Linked DNA regions of Homo sapiens: region 1 is linked to region 2. Evidence: chromatin loops called from intact Hi-C (ENCODE). Cell type or tissue: Caco-2. All regions are shown on one strand. Each heading gives the region's core, and the rest is flanking DNA. Links, peaks and the distances in the headings are about the cores only.

Region 1 (4,402 bases), core at 274-4,273, 210 kb after region 2:
CCCAGCTACTTGAGAGGCTGACACAGGAAAATCACTTGAACTCGGGAGGCAGAGGTTGCAGTGAGCTGGTATCATGCCACTGCACTCCAACCTGGGCGATAGAGCGAGACTCTGTCGCAAAACAAACAAACAAAACAAAACAAATCTTGAATTAGATAAATCAAGCACTGAGGGAGTTCCCTTAGAGCCTACTTGAGTAGTCTTAGTCAACAATACTAATACTTTTAGATAACCAAAATGTTTCTCTGTATTTGGACAAGAACTATTATGCTGCCATTAAAATGTTTATTTGTGTATCTTACATACATTGTAGTCATATATTTATTTTACAAATCATATTACACTTTCTAGTTAAGAATTTTTTTGCTGAAGTATTGATTCCTTACATATATATTTATTTAATTGTAGAGATAAAAAGTTATCTTCCCTATTTTTCTGGCTATATTTAGCCCTGTTTTGTTGGTTTCCAGTGTTTTTCCTCTTTTAATTTTTCAGTGTTGGCTAGTTTTCATGAATGATACTTTTTACTGCTTCTTTTGTTGAAAGAAGCAATATAAATTATATATATTTTTGGATAGTTTACTATTAGATTTTGTATCTATTGAAATTGAATTATGCTTACAATTTTTGCCTATAAAGTAAGCTGTGTAAAATTCAGCATACTTTATGATACTAAACTGTGATTTAGTGGCTTTGAAAAGACAAGAAAACATGACTCTGGCATTGTAACATATAATCTATTTTTAGCAAGAAATTCTAAACTTTGGTGCGGCTATCAAGCAAATGAATTTCAAGTTATGCTGTGCATTATAAGAAGCTGCAGCATTTAACTCTTAAGACGACATGGATAAATCAATTCCAATAAAAGATTTTTCAGTAAATAAAATTTATTGTGACTAATCAGTGTATTAATCAGAAGATTATTTACTTAATTATTATACCCACTCATTGTATTAAAATTGGGTGATATAATTAAATGAGACAAGCAACGAGGATAGTAATAACTAAAGGGTAAAATTAGAAAATTGTATCGAGTAATGTTTCATACTCAGACAACTAGCATCTGCATGATGGGCACTGTAATTGAAGGGGACAGAGGGATTGCAGGGAGAAGAGTAAGCAACTATTTCAACAATATGGATAGGAGTTGATGAGAACCTCAACTGGAATAATGAGTAGGAGAATAAGTCAACAAATATTTTTTAGTTTTGCCTGTGTATCAGGAAGTGTGACATATAAGCTGATATGGGAAAGATTCATATGAGTTAACTAAGAAAAAAATGAGAGAAGGATTCTGGGTTAGCGATGTCAGCATATTCAATGATTCAGAGATGGAGATCAAGAGACACTAATTTGAAGGAAGTGAGAGGCGTCAGAATGGCTGGAGTAGTGAACTTGAAGGTGGGAGAGGCAGAAAAATGGAAACCGGAAATTAATTCAGAGTCTCTACCTAATGTTGAGGATTTTATTTGAATGGCAAACAGAATGATTTCAAGTAGGGAAGTTCTGGCTGTTCCATGGATACTGGAGTGGAGGAAGCAGAGGTGGTGGGAAGAGTCTGTCCGCACCAGAGTGCACATGGACTGCATGTCTGGGAGGCCAGCTGGGACTTGAGAGAAAGTTTGTTGTTGTTGTTGTTGCTGTTATTGTTTTTAAGTTTAGATGCTGGAATCAACAGGAGTTGTGATTACTTATATATACAGGAGGAAGAAAATTCAAGGGTGACTCAAGTTTCTGACTTGAAAAACTGGCCAACAGTTCTAAGGCTTACCTTGTTTATTAAGAAAAAACTGGAGAATTGGTGGTCACTTAGCTTTAACATGCAAAGTGATGGCACTAGGAATACAGGTTTTTATGTGATCTGTGATGGCTGATGGCATAGTGTAAAATCCTTTTAACTGACATCAAAAGATTAATGAATTAAATTTTTTCTTCCTTGAAATTTTCTTAAACATACTCTACAACTAAAATAAAATGGAAGAACTAAGAGTATCATCAGAATCCTAATGTTTTCCATTCTTGTATTTATATTGAAAGATCAGAAAACATATAGTCAAGACTGACCTATCTCAATTATGTACCAATTTTTTTTTTCCTCATGCAAAGCCTCCTGTATTGCTTCAGCTTCCTGGGCTGCCTTGGTTTCATGGCACCTGCATGATGTCTGAAGCAAGGGAGGAGCAGGCTGCAAACCTAAGCGCAGACAATTAAATACTCCTGCAAGGAAGTAACACGTTGTGTGTGTGTACATTTTATGGACCAAAGCAAGTCACATGTTTTGCTGGGCCTAACTTTAGAAGAGGACAAAGTACAATCTTCCCATGTACTCAGGAGCAAAGATCACGTGGACTTATTGAATAGTTGTAATGCCTTCTTAAGATGACTCAGAGAGGTAATGGGAGGAGAAAGAAAAGAACGCAGAAGAAAAGAAAAATACTAATTTTGTTTATTTGTTTGTGGATGGAATGTTATTATGTTCACTTTTTTTTTTTTTTTGAGACGGAATCTCACTCTGTCACCAGGCTGGAGTGCAGTGGCATGATCTAGGCTCACTGCAACCTCAGCCTCCTGGGTTCAAGTGATTCGTGATTCTCCTGCCTCAGCCTCCTGAGTAGCTGGGACTACAGGCGCATGCTGCCACGCCCAGCTAATTTTTTTTCTTTTTTTTTTGTATTTTAGTAGAGACAGGGTTTCACCATGTTGCCCAGACTGGTCTAGAACTCCTGAGCTCAGGCAATCTGCCCGCCTTGGCCTCCCAAAGTGTTAGGATTACAGGCGTGAGCCACCGCGCCCGGCCAGTTCACTTTTTTTTTTTTAACGAGGGTCAGAGATAAAGAGAGACTCCACTCAAAGGCCAATTTCAATGTAAGAGGACACCCTTCTTTTACAGATTAACTGGTAAGCAAAAAAATAAAATAAAAAATAAAAATACTGGTACTACAATTATTTGCTTCCTTATGAAACTTTCTACAATTCTTACCCACGGTGATCACCATTTTTTCTGAATTTCTGTTTCACTTAGGGCCTAACCTCTATCACTTAGCAGTTGATTATGGGCTATTCATGGCTTTTCTTGCTCTTCATTGTTTTCTGGTGTTTTAATGGGCTCTTTCTTACAATAACACAAGGTCTTTGAGGACAGGGGCCATATCTTAGTATCTTCCATCATGCCCAGCTTCTAGACATCTACCTAGATAGTGAATAAATTAGAAAAACACTAATTTTAAAAGGGGACTAAAGAAGAGGATGCAGCTAGCTAAAGGAACTGAAAAGTTATTAAACAGTAGGAAGAAAGAATCAGATTAGGAAAGTCCTATAATTGGGAAGCTAAGGGAGATGGGTATTTAACAATAAACAGGCAAGCAAGTAAAAAAATAAGCAAAAGCAAGAAAATTGAGGTATGGTGAATGGTGAGACATCCTAGAGAGGAAGCCATCCCCTGTCATTATCTGTTGGGAGGCTGCTGGAGTTTCATGTCAGTGGAGTTTGGTGGATTGAGCCACTGAAGACTGCATGGGGAAAGGAAAGAGCAGGGGTAAGTTTTCAAAAGGTTGATGGTACGAGGATGGCTACATGTAGAAAAGCTGCTTAATCAGATGACAAAGCAAGAGTAGGGGTTTAAAAATGTTTGATATTTTTAGGGATGAGGAGTTGTAAGTAAATTTATAAACTGAGAAGGAGACATTGGAGAGGTTCAGATTAAAGATGTAAGACAGAAAAGGAATAATAGGTCCCAGGAGAGAAAGAAGAGTGTAGAATTTGCTTTGGTAAAGAACAAGGACACCTGTTTCAAGAAGGGAGCTAAAGACAAGGGCAGAAGTTCTCATTAAATGTCTTGAACAATACCATTCTAGACATTTATCTCATTTAACTCTCAAAGTTACGCAAAGTAGATTTTATTATCTCTGTTTTGCAAAATAGGACTCAGAGGAATAAACTTACTGAAGGCTACCATATTAGTTCATTTTCACGCTGCTGATAAAGACATACCTGAGACTGGGCAATTTACAAAAGAAAGAGTTTTAATGGACTCACAGTTCCACATGGCTGAGGAGGCCTCACAATCATGATGGAAAGTGAAAGACATGTCTCACATGGCGGCAGACAAGAGAGCTTGCTCAGAGAAACTCGCCTTTATAAAACCATCAGATCTTGTGAGACTTATTCACTATCATGAGAGTAGCACAGGAAAGACCTGCCCCCGTGATTCAATTACCTCCCACCAGGTCCCTCCCACAACACGTGGGAATTGTGGGAGCTACAGTTCAAGATGAGATTTGGGTGTGGACACAGCCAAACCATATCAGCCATCATTGCTGGAAGTGGAAAAACTGAGTTTCAAATGTATATCTATCCTATTAAAAACCTTTCTGACACACTGAAGAAACTGTGAACATGGAGA
Region 2 (4,402 bases), core at 122-4,121:
TTGTATAAAGTGAGAGATGAGGATCCAGTTTCATTTTTCTATATATGGCTTACCAATTTTTCCAGCACCATTTGTTTAATAAGGTATCCTCTCCCCACTTTATGTTTTTGTCAGCTTGGTCAAAGATCAGTTGGCTGTAAATATTTGGCTTTTTTTCTGGGTTCTCTATTCTGTTCCATTGGTGTACATCCTTGTTTTTATACCAGTACCTTGCTGTTTTGGTAACTATAGCCTTGTAGTATAGTTTGAAGTTGGGTAATGTGATGCTTCCATATTTGTTCTTTTTGCTTAGTCTTGCTTTGGCTATGTGGGGTCTTTTTTGGTTTCATATTAATTTTAGGATTGTTTGACTTAGTTGTATATGCTAGATGTCAAAGCAGGAAATAGATATTTGGTGTCAGAAACATGAATCTATTTATTCTTGTGTTCTCATCCCATTTTCCCTCTCAACTCACCATGAGCCAAATACAATTATTTTCTAAGTAAACATTTTGACAAATGCATTATATATTTAGCTAGAAGAAGTTTCTGCCTTCTATGAGGTCACAGCCTAGGAAGAAAGAGATTTGATAATGACCCAGTTAATTGGCTTGATTACAAAATTTTGGCTTTTAGTTAGCAGAATTCCTATTTAACTGGTTTTTCTAACCATCTCAGGATTAACCCATCTGTTCAGTGAAGATACTTAGAGAAACCTGTATTCTAAGAGGTTATTCAAAAGTATTCTCAGAGGTACATGTGCATATATCTTTTGCCAGTACAAGCTAGCAATCCAATGGGAAGATGTTTACCTGAAAAATAAAGAGGAAAACTAATCCCCTCAGCAAGTGTTTATCAACTGTCTTTGCCAGGCACCACCCACCAGTGCTCTACATGTGATGTGAGCATGCCCTGAAGGAGATCATAGTCTAGTGCAGCAATTAAACAGTAAAGAAATAATTACAGTACATTATGATGAGTCCAACTAGGACACAGAGGAGGAGGGAGCATTATAGGGTGCAGAGAAACATTCCCAGAGAACTCAGAGTAGGTAAGATACATGGGTTGAAGGAGCCGGGCACAGTGGCTCACACCTGTAACCGCAGCACTTTGGGAGGCCAAAGTGGGTGGATCACGAGGTCAGGAGATCGAGACCATCCTGGCTAACACAGTGAGACACCGTCTCTACTGAAAATACAAAAAATTAGCCGGGCCTAGTCTCAGCTACTCGGGAGGCTGAGGCAGGAGAATGGCGTGAACCTGAGAGGCGGAGCTTGCAGTAAGCCGAGATCACGCCCCTCCTGCACTCCAGGCTGGGCGACAGAGTGAGACTCCATCTCAAAAAAAAAAAAAAAGATACATGGGATGAAGGGAACAGCATGGGCAACAGAAGGTTAGGAGAAGCGCAGGTCATATGGTATGACTGGCTTGTTGAATTCATGATTAGGTTGGTTTGAGCAATTGAAAAGTGATTAATGTCAACCACTTCTCATTTTTCTTTTATTTGATAAATATTTCTTCTTACATATCTGGTCACAAACCTTTAATGAATTCCATGTAAAACAATCAATAAATTTTCTTATTCTTTCCCTCCTGTGACAATAGAGATGGTGTCTCTCTATCTCTTTTGGAACCTGTCCCTTTAATAGCTTCTGAGAAACTTTAAACTATAAACTTTTCCCTGTATATTGCACTGCTAGCTTCAAACCAAATCACTGCCATCAGCCTTTAAACATACTTGAGTCTGTCCCATATTAATCTTGATTTCACACATGTGCCCCTACAACCTCTGCTTCTCTTTACAATAAAGACTTGTACAAGAGTTGTCTCTAGCTCCACACTGCCACTTAATCCTGGACCGCTCCAATCTGGCTTTCACCTCCATCACTCAACCAAGACAGCCCTCCACAAAGGTCACTAATGACCGCCATGTCTCTTAATAAAATAGACTTTTCAGTCCTCTCCTTGTTTTTTTCTCTGGGATATGTTTGGCACTGTAAATCAGTTTATCTTTCTTGAAACAATTTCTTATGTTGGTTTCCATGACATCCCACTCTTGTTTTTCTCTATCTTTTTGAGTTCTGCCTGCCCCTGCTAATTTCCTTTTCTAGGCTTATTCTCCTTTACCTAGTTGGCAATTAGAAGTTCCTGAAGGCTCTGCACTAAGCACTTTCTCTTTGTTCTTTAACTTCTTCCATGGATTTGATTTCTGAGTACTCTAAAAACTCCCAAATTTAATTCCCAGTGAAGACTTGCCTTTCAGTATATCTGGGTTTGTTTAACATGCATCTCAAATGCATTTCCCATTTCTTATATCCTGAAATCTGACCTGCGCCCCTTGTTTTCTGTGTAGGAAAATTCACAAATATCTATCTTGTGCATTAGGTCAAGAGACCATGGAAAACTCTTTAAATTGTTAAAACACTTTAGAACCGAGTTTCTTAACCTCAGCCCTATTGACATTTTGAGCTACATAATTTCCTGCTGTGGGGGTCTCTGTGCATTGTGAGATGTTTGGTGAGCATTCCTGGCCTATACCCACTAGATGGCATAGCACCCCCTCCAGTTGTGACAAGCAAATTGTGTCCAGACATTGCCAAATAGCTCTTGGGAGGGATAAGGAGGCCAAATCAGCCCTTACTGAGAATCGCAGCTTTAGAAGGAAGATAAGAGACAAAGCTGTGTTTTTTAAAAAATAGAAATCATGCTGAAGTTTTCTACCAAGGAAATTATTAGTTCAGTTGTATGCCCAAAGTGTATGACATTAAGTATTATTTATCAATATCACTACTTCCCACATTAGCTACATGTTGTGAGTCTCATTGGTTATCTAAAATATGCTTCACAAAATTTGCCCAGCAAAGATTTGTCCAGTGAGCACCAAGAAACCCCATTTGGACCTTGCTGATAGTTCCAGCATATTTCCACACAATTTCTCTCCTCTCATCCTCCTAATCTCCCAACCACAGTCACAGTGTTTTTTGAAATCATATGCTCCTCCTGTCATCCAGTGTCACCCAGTGTTCTTTCTGGAACATCCTGCCCATTTCACTTAACCCCCCTTCATCCTGCAAACACAGCCCAGACATCACCTCCCTACAGAGGCCTTTCCTAAACCCCAAAGCCCTTTAGGTTTTCATGCACTCTTAGAGCTGTGCTGCTTTCCTTCACTGGCACTTACCTAAGTTTATGATTAAATATGCATTCGCATGGTTATTTGAATATTTATCACACCCAATAGCCTTTAACAAGGATGTAACACATAAGCTCTAAAACACTGGTGCCTGGCAGTGACATGTATGATTCATTTCAAAACAGAAAGGTAGATAATCAGGCACAAGGACTGCTACCTGGCTCACCAGCAGCACAGGACATTTGAAATCAGCATTGCACTAAAAAATGTCCTTGTTATAGTGGCCATCCGCAGAGTGCTGAATCTTTCCCCTGTGTCGTGACGCCTCTTTTATATCATAATTTTTAAATCTTCAACCATCATCCTCTAAAATACTATTTTTTCAGAGTTGTTAAGTTCCGTGGGCGAATAATTTGCATTCATTTTAAGACAAATTTGTTTAGGCGATAAATGCATTATTATTTTTCTCTACCTCACAATATGACATGGATTTTCAATTGAAAATTCTGCCTGAAACTGATTGGAGTTGGGATAAAGTTGTAGACAATCTATAGTAGTTCATTTGGTCACAGCGTGTTTGCTTTACTTTTGGATCTTGAGAAGAAAGGACTGTTATCTGCAGGGCACTCTGGGACAACTTCTTGGTGATAAGAGTGAAGACTCATATTTGCTTTGTAAATCAATAAAAAAGAGACCTTTCAGGCAAAAGTGTTGATGACTGAGGAGGACAAGTTGTGAATTTTATATTGGAATGTAATGTTACCTATGAAATTTTCCACCTATTTTAGGATTTTCATATTTTCAGATCAATCAAAATTTGTTGTGAACAAGGTTTCTCCTCCGTGTCCTACGAACTACAAAAAAATGAGTGCCTGTGGGTGTTTTCAAACTGCCTGTGGGTAGACAGAGCTATGTTACTACCTGGAACTCTGTGAATGTCTAAAAGAAAGTCAAAATATCAAAATCGAAAAGGAACTTATTTTCTTTGATATGTCTTGTTGTATGACCTTGGTAGGAACAATGACAAAATTTTGACATGTTCAGATGTCTTAGAACAATGAAATTAGTATATATTAAAATAGCAGTGCTTTGTTGTCCTTTTAAATAATACATGCATTTTAAAGTATTCAGAAGCTTTTTCTACTTTGTATAAATACCTTATCAGTCCTCTAAAATAATCCAAGCTTAATAGGAAAAAAAATGAAGGAGCTTTGTTGAGGCTTACTGAATGTCACAGAGCCTGCAAGGTTAGAACTGAGCATAGAAAGTGAAGAAATATGTTCTTGATGC

What was found. A loop is a pair of places that touch in the nucleus more often than their neighbours do. Peaks named below come from ENCODE experiments on the same cell type or tissue, not always from the same donor. Only the 100,000 strongest peaks of a DNase experiment are listed, where the experiment ranks them.
Region 1: it touches region 2 in a loop (2.3-fold over the local background); 1 of 110 quality-filtered maps calls a loop at or near these places.

The regions. Positions count from the first base shown.
Region 1 is chr7:147,644,504-147,648,905 of GRCh38, forward strand. The region is part of intron 13 of CNTNAP2 (contactin associated protein 2); the gene reads left to right. Among named protein-coding and RNA genes, the nearest start is that of MIR548F4, 270 kb to the left of the region's middle. In Caco-2, for the core only: no CTCF peak of the experiment used is centred there; a DNase peak (open chromatin) is centred at 2,232.
Region 2 is chr7:147,429,732-147,434,133 of GRCh38, forward strand. The region is part of intron 10 of CNTNAP2 (contactin associated protein 2); the gene reads left to right. Among named protein-coding and RNA genes, the nearest start is that of MIR548F4, 54 kb to the left of the region's middle. In Caco-2, for the core only: a CTCF peak has its summit at 2,574 (motif pointing right); a DNase peak (open chromatin) is centred at 3,730.